2 separate regions of the Homo sapiens genome follow, and region 1 is linked to region 2. A link is a contact called in ENCODE Hi-C or POLR2A ChIA-PET data. All regions are on one chromosome and are shown on one strand. The core of a region is the stretch at or near the end of the contact, and the rest is flanking DNA. Distances in the headings are between cores, read along the strand shown.

Region 1 (4,437 bases), core at 1,088-3,587, 270 kb after region 2:
AGAGGAAAACAAAAGCCCGGAGGAGACACCTGGCTTTCAGCCCCTCAGACCCTGGGGCCCCTGGCCCTCCTCCCCGAGGGTCTGATAATCCTGCTCCACATCTAAAATCGGCCCCTGGACCTTACCATGGCATGGTAGTTGCGATAGAAAGACATGGTCAAGAGACGGTTGAGGTAATTCTCCAGGTATTTCTGAAGTGGAGATGAGAGAGAGAGAGAGACAGATGGGACCGAGCCATTTGCACCTCCAATGCCTTCCCGGAGGACCTGGCATCTGGTCCCACCTGTTTGCTGGCTGCATGTCTGGTGGAGCCCTCAGGACCTGCCCGGGGTAGAGAGGGCATCTCTCTGTTGCCTGCATCTCGGGCTGGAGAATAGGCAACGGCAAATCTGTGGAAAGGATGGATGAAGGTCAGGTAAGAGCTGGGAGGCTGGGTGCTCTGGTTCCTGAAAACACTGGAGATGGGGCTCGGAGGAAAAGAAGAGGCCTGGAGGTGGCCAGGCGTGGTGGCTCACGCCTGGAATCCCAGCACTTGGGGAGGCCGCAGCAGGTGGATCACTTGAGCTCAGGAATTTAAGACCAGCCTGGGCAACACAGCAGCACCCCATCTCTACAAAATATACAAAAATTAGTTGGGTGTGGTGGCTGTGGTCCTAGCTACTCTGGAGGCTGAGACGGGAGGACTGCTTGAGCCCAGGAGGTTGCCATGAGCCAAGATCATACCACTGCACTCTAGCCTGGGTGACAGAGGGAGACCTTGTACAAAACAAAAACAAAAAACAAACAAAAGGCCTAGAGGCTGGCAAAACGGAGGCCCCCTACCCTGGGAATGGAGACTAGAAAAGGGTGAGGCTGCCAAGAGCATTTTGGGCATCCCGCCCAGCTGAGATGCTGGCACAGAACCATGGACAGGGAAAGCTGAGCAGGGAAAGTTTCCTGGTAACTGGGGTCAGGGGAGGCAGCACAGTGGCCAGAGTTGCAGGGAGGAAAGGTTGTGGCCCCGGGGTGAGACAGACAGAAAGGAGGGTGGGGAGCACCTGCCCTCTACAGGAAGCAGTCCGGTCGCCCTCACCGAGCCAGAGGGAGCAGACTCATCAAGACTTTGTGTCTCAGGAGGTCCCGATGCAGCTCCTGAAAATGACGGTATTTCTTCTTGGTTGTCCAGGAAAAGTCGCCGTGAGTCAAGCGGACAGAATACAGAGTGCAGGTTCCCACCTAGGGGTATGAGGAACTGAATGGATGTCCCCTGCGTGGGTCCCCGCCTCCCCACTCTGGCCAGCCCTCCTTTTGCCCCTTCCCTGGGGCCAGCCCAGCCACCTTGGATCCATTCCGGGCCGCCCTCCCTTTCCCCCTCCCTGGGGCCAGTCTGGCCACCTTGGATCCGCTGGTATATCTTTCGGTGCCCACCACCTGGGCTGTGACAGGGACCCCAGGTGCGAACACCAAGGGGTGCACTTTCAGAGACTGAAGCTCATAGATGGCCAGAAACGGGTGCATCCGGTCGGCTGGGAGGAAAGAAAGTCGAGGAGTGTAGACCACAACAGGCCCCAGCCCCCTGGCTCCCGAACGCCTCTCCTCCCTGAGGGCCATCCATCTTCCCTGTGTACCTGGGTCCTCTCCCTCCTTCAGGGTGTCCACCTCATCGGACTCCATCTGGAGCTGGCTGGAGTCCAGTTCGTCCCCAGTGGGGAAGAGGCTCTCAGGGGTCGCCGTCATCCTAGGAACATTGGGAAGCCTCAGGGAGGCGAGCTGTCCTGCAGAACCCGCCCCCCATCCTAACTCCCGCAGGTCCTCCATCTCTTCCAGATCCTCCTCTTCCCCCACGGCCTCCTGACCGCCCGCGGATGACGCCTGACCAGTTTGCAACGCCCCACCGACCCCTTCGAGCCCCCATCCCCTACCTTAGTCCTTCATCCACAATCCCAGTCCCGCCCCCCGCCCCCCGCCCCGTCCCGTAACCAGAGCCCCGGGGAACACCCAGCCAGGCCCGGAAGGCTCCGACCTGGGGCGGCGCAGCAGCTGCGCGGGGAAGCGGCCCTGGGTGGTCCGGAGAGCGCGCGGCTACGGGGCTCACGCCAGGCCAGGCGGGCCGGGGGCAGGGGTCCAGGCGGGAATGAGGAAGTTACGCGATCCCAGCCGGGGGTAGAAATCCCGAAATCTGAGCGTGCGACTGAGTCTGGAGGCCCCGCAGCCCGAGCCCGTTCCGTCCCCGCCCGATTTCCGAGACCCGGGACCCCCGCGCGCCCCTTCCCGGCCCCCTCACCCTGGCAGACGGAGCCAGCGCCCGCGGGGGTTCCGGAGCCAAGAGAGCAGACCGGAGCTGCAGCCGGAGCCCACGCCCCGGCCGAGGCGGGGCCGGCCGAGGCGGGGCCGGGGCTCAGGGCCTGCCCTCGGGGGCGGGGCGGCCCCCGGCCTCACCTCCGCGGGATTCTCGTCTGTCCTGTCCCGCCCCCGCTGCCCTCGGCCCGCCCCGCCGCCCAGTGCGCCACCGAGAGCCCCGGGCAGGGGGCCGCCCTGTGCCCTGCAGGGCCGCGGGGCCGCGTAGCTCTCTCGGTGCGGCGGGTAAGTGCTGCCCGGCGTCGGGGCGTCCCGCGCCGTCGGTCCCAGCGTGCCCGGCCGCTGCCTCCCGGGGCACCCCGCGCTGCGCGCATCCCTCGGGCTCGGCGCCCGCCCCGGGCCCCTCCAGCCGCGGGCGCTGCCTCGGCGCCCGGGGGACGCGCCTCCGCTGCGGGAGCTGCCGGTAGGTGCCCCGCTCCCGGACCCGCTGCGAGCCACATTTGGCCTAGCCCAGATAGCGTTTGTACCTGGAAGGAATGAGGGCGTAAAAGGCCTGAGGGGTGGTGGCTACAAACCCATTAGTGTATGAAAGCGGGCATTCTTTCATTCATTCACCAAACATTTATTGCGCGCTTACTCCGTGCCAGAAATTGAGAGTATGGTAGTAAATAAGATGGTTAGAGAGCCTGCTCAGCTGGAATTGGCAGTCTAGGGGGAAATAAAATTTTTTCGGGTATTAAAATACAAGATATTTCAATCTTTTTTAAAAAGCAGATTTATTTTTCTCTTTTGATATACATGTGGGTTTCTAGTTTTGCCCATTGTTTTAGCTCCTGTAAACATTCCTGTAAGTTTGCGTGGATAGTTTTCCTTTATCTTGGGTAACTAGGGAGTGGAGTTGTTCGATCATATCAGTGTGTGTTTAACTTATAAGAAACTGCCAAACGATTTTTTTCTAAATGGTTTTTCCATTCTAGATTTCCAAAATCAGTGTATGGTGGTTCCAGTTATTCCATGGCATGGCCAACGTTGGATATTGTCAGTCTTTAGCGTTGGCCATTTAATGGGTGTTGTGGGCACATCATTGCAATTTGATTTGCATTTGTCTGGAGATCAATGATATTGACCATGTTTCATGTGCTGATTGGCCATTTGTATGTCTTCTTTTATAAAGTGCCTATTCAGTCTTTTGCTATTTTTTATTTATTTTTATTTTTATTTTTATGAGACGGAGTCTCGCTCTTTTTTTTTCTTTTTTTGAGATGGAGTCTTGCTGTGTTGCCCAGGCTGGAGTGCAGTGGCGCGATCTCGGCTCACTGCAAGCTCCGCCTCCCAGGTTCACGCCATTCTCCTGCCTCAGCCTCCTGAGTAGCTGGGACTACAGGCGTCCGCCACCACGCCCAGCTAATTTTTTTTGTATTTTTAGTAGAAACGGGGTCTCACCGTGTTATCCAGGATGGTCTCGATCTCTTGACCTTGTGATCCGCCCTCCTCGGCCTTCCAAAGTACTGGGATTACAGGCGTGAGCCACCGCGCCCGGCCAGAGTCTCGCTCTTGTTGCCCATGCTGGACTGCAGTGGCGTGATCTCGGCTCACTGCAACCTCCCCCTTCCAGGTTCAAGGGATTTCCGGCTAATTTTTGTATTTTTAGTAGAGACGGGGTTTCACCATGTTGGCCGGGCTGGTCTCAAACTCCAGACCTCAAGTGATCCGCCCTCCTCAGCCTCCCAAAGTGCTGGGATTACAGGCGTGAGCCACCGTTCCCGGCCTTTTGCTAATTTTTTTTTTTGAGACAGAGTTTCGCTGTTATTGCCCAGGCTGGAGTGCAATGGCGCGATCTCGGCTCACTGCAACCTCCGCCTCCCGGGTTCTCTCCTGCCTCAGCCTCCTGAGTAGCTGGGATTACAGGCACCTGCCACCACGCCTAGCTAATTTTTTGTATTTTTAGTAGAGACGGGGTTCCTCCATGTTGGTCAGGCTGGCGTCGAACTCCTGACCTCAAATGATCCGCCCTCCTTGGCCTAAAGTGCTGGGATTACAGGCGTGAGCCACCGCACCCGGTCTTAAACTTATAAAACAGGCAAAAACAACCTATAGTGATGGAAATCAGATCAGTAGTTGCTTGTGGCAGGGTGTAGGGAAAAGATTGCCTGTAAAGGG
Region 2 (4,813 bases), core at 1,104-3,603:
TGGTGGAAGACTGAGGAGGCGAGGCCTAGGGAGGTTAGTCAGGACAGAGCTGAGATGACTAAGTGAGATACGGATGGAAATGAAGGGGGGCTGGGAGGAGTGGGGTGCTAAGAGATGGAGGTTACAGAGAGGGTGAAGGATGTGATGAGCACCTTCTTTGTGCTCCAAGGGAAGGTAACCAAGGGAAGGTATCTGGGAAACTGGGATGAGGTTTTATTTTGAAATGTCGAAATTTTAATACCTCAAAAATAATATCCTTTGAAACTCATTAAAATTTATGATGAGAAATGGAAATGTTTTGGATGTCAACTTGCAAATGTATAAAGAGACACAAACCTTCCAAAATTATTTTACGGGGTATGTGAGCAAAAATATTTGCAGTGGCTTTGCTTTCCTTGCCAGAGATCTAACCTCATCCAAGAGCTCCAGCAGGACACTCCAACTGAGTTAACCCAGTCAAATAAATGCCCTAATTCTTGCAAGGCACTGGTTCAGAAACAGCAAGGATTCGGGAATTCCTGGTTTGGAAATGGACATCCACCTTCATCTGGGTCAATATTTTGAGGACGTTTGCTGGGAGCTTCTGGGAATAGTTTCCTGCCATCCTGAGAGAACCATAGGAAAATACTTCCATATATTATTGCCTGTACCTGCTGCTGCCATCTCACTACCAGCCTGTGGATGAGGGCAGCTAAAGCTCAGAAAAACAAGGGAGATGCTGCCAGGGCCACTGGATTAATCAGTCCTGAAACCACGATACCTATTTTTTTTTTTTTCTTTGGAGATGGAGCCTCGCTCTGTCTCCCAGGCTGGAGTGCAATGGCGCAATCTTGGCTCACCGCAACCTCCGCCTCCCAGGCTCAGGCGATTCTCCCACCTCAGCCTCCCAAGCAGCTGGTATTACAGGCATCTGCCACCACGCCTGGCTAATTTTGTATTTCTAGTAGAGACAGGGTTTCACCATGTTGGCCAGGCTGGTCTCGAGCTCCTGACCTCAGGTGATCCGCCCACCTTTGCCTCCCAAAGTGCTGGGATTACAGGCATGAGCCATCACGCCCAGCTGACCCCCTCCATTTTCTTCCCTGACCCCCAGGCTCTAAGGCAGACAGCTACTCCTTCACCTTGTAGCAGCTACCCCACTGCATTATTAATTTTTCATACCTATTTTCTTCTCTAGACCATAAGCAAGGATGCTGTTCCATTCATCCTGGTATTCTGAGTACCTAGCATATTTCAGATACCTGGTAAATGTTAAGTGAATTTGTGTAACTGTCTTATATATATAATGAATCTGCAATACCTCCCTTTTTTCTGAGACAGGGTCTTGGCTCTATTGCCCAGACTCACTGCAGCTTCAACTTCCCAGGCTCAAGAAAATCCTCCCACCTCAGCCTCCCAAGTAGCTGGGACTACAAGCATGCGCCACCACACCCAACTACCCAACTAATTTCTTTGTTTTTTGTACAGATGGTGTCTCACTATGTTGCCCAGGCTGGTCTTGAACTCCTGTGCTCAAGTGATCCTCCCGCCTAGGCCTCCCAAAATGCTGGGATTACAGGCATGAGCCACTGCACCCAGCCTCTGTAATACTCTTGATGGCTAACTGGATATTTCATTCATCATTATATCTAAAGAGCCTAGGATAGTGTCTGACACATAGCTGGTGTCGATAACTGTTTGTAAAAATAAGTTCCTTTTCCCAATCTGGGTGATATTTAATTTATGGCACTGTTAACCTCCTTTCCTCTCTTCTCCCTCTGACCCACAATAGGGCTCTATCTTTGCAGCTCAAACCTGTCTCCTTTTCACGACCACCCCTCATAAGCCAATATCTTGTCTGGCAGCACAGGGCACAATCTGCCACTAGGGCGTTAAGTTTGTGACACTGCCCGCCATTTCGTCCTAGCGGTTTACTTGGGGGTGGAATGTCTGAGAAAACCACAGCTCCCACGGGTCCCCACCTCGGTACAGAAGGGAGTGTCCCTGCTTCTCCCACCCCCACGGCTGACAGGCACCAAACCAGAGCTGGGACTGTCCCTGGCGGTGTCCAGGCCCCACCCTCTCTGTGTGCAGGTGGAAATGAAGGCCTGGGGGCGGGGGGAATGGAGGGAGGCATAAACTTCAAGGTCACACAGCGAACCCCGGTCAGAACGGGCCTAAACGTAGGGTTTCCGCTCGGCTCTCTAGGGAGCTGGGAGCCCAGCCCCCGCCTACCCCCACAGCCGCGACGGAATGAGGTCTCACCGCAGGCCGCTACTGCCCCGCGCTCGCTCACTCCGCTGAGGCTCCGCGCTGCTGGGCCGCTCGCACAGAGCCCGCAGCTGTTGTCCCGGTGTCACTGGCGACGGGCATCGGCCACTTCCGGTACCCGGGCGGCACTCCAGCCAATCGGCGCGCGTCGCACTCCGCTGGAGGAACAGGTGGTCAGCGCACCGACGCCCCCTTGCCTTTTCCGGCTTGCTTTTCGCCGGTTCTAGCCCTAGCCCAAGTTCCACGTCGCCGCCGCCTGCCGAGCCGGCTCCCTGGAACAGCAAAGTGCACCCGTCGATGCCCACTTCAGCCCCGGAATCATTGACGACCTGAGTCCTCCGGGTTTCCTAGAACGGCTCCGGGGATGAACTTCCGCTCCGCGATCTGCCGCTCTGCGCCCTCGTGTCGCTCCCCAAGCATTGCTCTAGGCTCAAGAACTCGAGAATCCGCTTCGCATTCCCGCGGGGACCGTTTGCGCGACCCTTTTAACTCTCCCAACCCGCATCGTTCTTATCCCATCCTTCCTTTCCACAGACTCCGTGGGTCTGATAAGCACAGGGCTGCAGATCCTGGGAACAGGTCTCTCCTCGGCGGGAGCGAAGGGAGACATGCTTTGAGTTCCGGAAGGGCTTGCAGGAGTGACGTTTGGCCTGAAATCTCAAGATTGCGTGGGAATTACCAAGGTTAAGAGTAAAGGCCTAGGTTAAGCTGCCGAGGCCACGGAAACAGCATTCTGCAGCTAGCCTTCCTGGGTTCCCTGAGCAAGCTTGGCCCATTCTCACCTCAGAACCTTTCCTTGTTACTTCCTCTGTAATTTTGCACAGCCAGCTTGTTTTCTTGTTTGTTTGTTTTTTGAGATGGAGTTTCGCTCTTGTTGTCCAGGCTGGAGTGCGATGGCGCCATCTCCGCTCACCGCAACCTCCGCCTCCCGGATTCAAGCGATTCTCCTACTTCAGCCTCCCCGAGTAACTGGGATTACAAGCATGTGCCACCACGCCCGGCTAATTTTGTATTTTAGGTAGAGACGGGTTTTCTCCATTTTGGTCAGGCTGGTCTCGAACTCCCGACCTCAGGTGATCCGGCCGCCTCGGCCTCCCAAAGTGCTGGGATTACAGACATGAGCCACCGCGCCCGGCCTCCAGCTTGTTTTTGTTTGTTTTTTGAGGCGGAGTTTCGCTCTTGTCGCCAAGGCTGGAGTGCAATGGCACGATCTCTGCTCACTGCAACCTCCACCTCCCGGGTTCAAGCGATTCTCCAGCCTCAGCCTCCAGAGTAGCTGGGATTACAAGTGCCAGCCACCACGCCCGGCTAATTTTTGTATTTTTAGTAGAGACGGGGTTTCACCATGTTGGTCAGGCTGGTCTCGAACTTCTGACCTTAGGTCAGACCTTAGGCCCACCTTGGCCTCCCAAAGTGCTGGGATTACAGGCGTGAGCTACCGCGTCCAGCCAGCCAGTTTGTTTTTAGGTGTCAGTTCCAAGATCACCACATTGAAGACTTTCATTCTATATAATGTTGCCTCAGAGTACACTATCCTTCCCAAATATCAGTTACAAAGGACTATGATTAGCCCTGTTTGGGTCTGGTGCTCAACCATGGACCAATCAAGGGGGAAAGGACCGTGTGATTTACCAAGCCTGGTCACCTGCCTTCCCGCAAGGATGACGGCGGGCTTCTGTGTTTGCCTCACCATAATCCTATGAAATAGGGAAAGGAGTGACCACCCTTAGAAGGGAATATTGTGTTTGTATGCCACACACAATCTAGCAGAAAGAAAACTTTCTCTTGAATTCATCATTGCCATTAGGCCCTAGACTCTAGGGTCCATCACTTTAGCCACTCTGGTACTAAAATCCTTAACTCCCTTGCCCTACTGTCTGCAACTGCATGGGAAGTTTGTTAACTCTGATTCAATCAGAATATCTATTTTCCGGCCGGGCGTGGTGGCTCATGCATGTGATCCCAGTACTTTGGGAGGCTGAGGCAGACAGATCACAAGGTCAGGAGTTCGAAACCAGCCTGGCCAAAATGGTGAAACCCATCTCTATTAAAAGTACAAAAATTAGGGCCAGGTGCGGTGGCTCACACCTGTAATCCCAGCACTTTGGGAGGCGAAGGCGGGAGGATCACAAGGTCAGGAGTTCGAGACCAGCCTGGCCAATATGGTGAAACCCTGTCTCTACTAAAAATACAAAAATTAGCCAGGCATGGTGGTGCATGCCTGTAGTCCCAGCTACTCGAGAGGCTGAGGCAGAAGAATCACCTGAACCTGGGAGGCGGAGGTTACAGTGAGCTGAGATCACGCCACTGCACTCTCGCCTGGGCGACAGAGTAAGACTCCATCTCAAAAAAAAAAAAAAAAAACTACAAAAATTAGTCAGATGTGGTGGCTCGCACCCGTAATCCCAGCTACTCGGGAGGCTGAGGCAGGAGAATCGCTTGAACCTGGGAGGCAGAGGTTGCCGTGAGCCAAGATCACGCCACTGCACTCCAGCCTGGGCCACAGAGCGAGATTCTATGTCAAAAAAAAAAAAATCTGTTTTCCTTGCCCATGCGGCTAATG

Evidence for each region. Hi-C counts contacts between places; a loop is a spot of excess contacts on that map. ChIA-PET counts read pairs that join two places held with the same protein, here RNA polymerase II (POLR2A). Pooled maps may share reads with other maps.
Region 1: a pooled map shows a loop between it and region 2 (4-fold over the local background). The contact joins the promoter of PLD2 here to the promoter of ZFP3 in region 2. A Hi-C loop is called at or near these places in 2 of 168 maps with a recorded cell type or tissue (dorsolateral prefrontal cortex and mammary epithelial cell) and 6 of 50 pooled maps. POLR2A ChIA-PET finds 5 or more read pairs at or near these places in 2 of 52 experiments (activated CD4-positive, alpha-beta T cell and naive thymus-derived CD8-positive, alpha-beta T cell).

What each region holds. Positions count from the first base shown.
Region 1 is chr17:4,805,052-4,809,488 of GRCh38, reverse strand. It overlaps PLD2 (phospholipase D2), which reads right to left and starts at 2,337. Exons shown (of 25, transcript NM_002663.5): 1 at 2,264-2,337; 2 at 1,608-1,717; 3 at 1,375-1,505; 4 at 1,073-1,215; 5 at 284-389; 6 at 126-191. The coding sequence starts at 1,716. It also overlaps a transcript of C17orf114 not described here. RefSeq lists an enhancer at 402-1,601 and a silencer at 1,997-2,786.
Region 2 is chr17:5,076,007-5,080,819 of GRCh38, reverse strand. It overlaps ZFP3 (ZFP3 zinc finger protein), which reads right to left and starts at 2,353. Exons shown (of 2, transcript NM_153018.3): 1 at 2,245-2,353. It overlaps ZFP3-DT (ZFP3 divergent transcript), which reads left to right and starts at 2,707. Exons shown (of 2, transcript NR_186458.1): 1 at 2,707-2,933. RefSeq lists enhancers at 2,577-2,646, 2,014-2,885.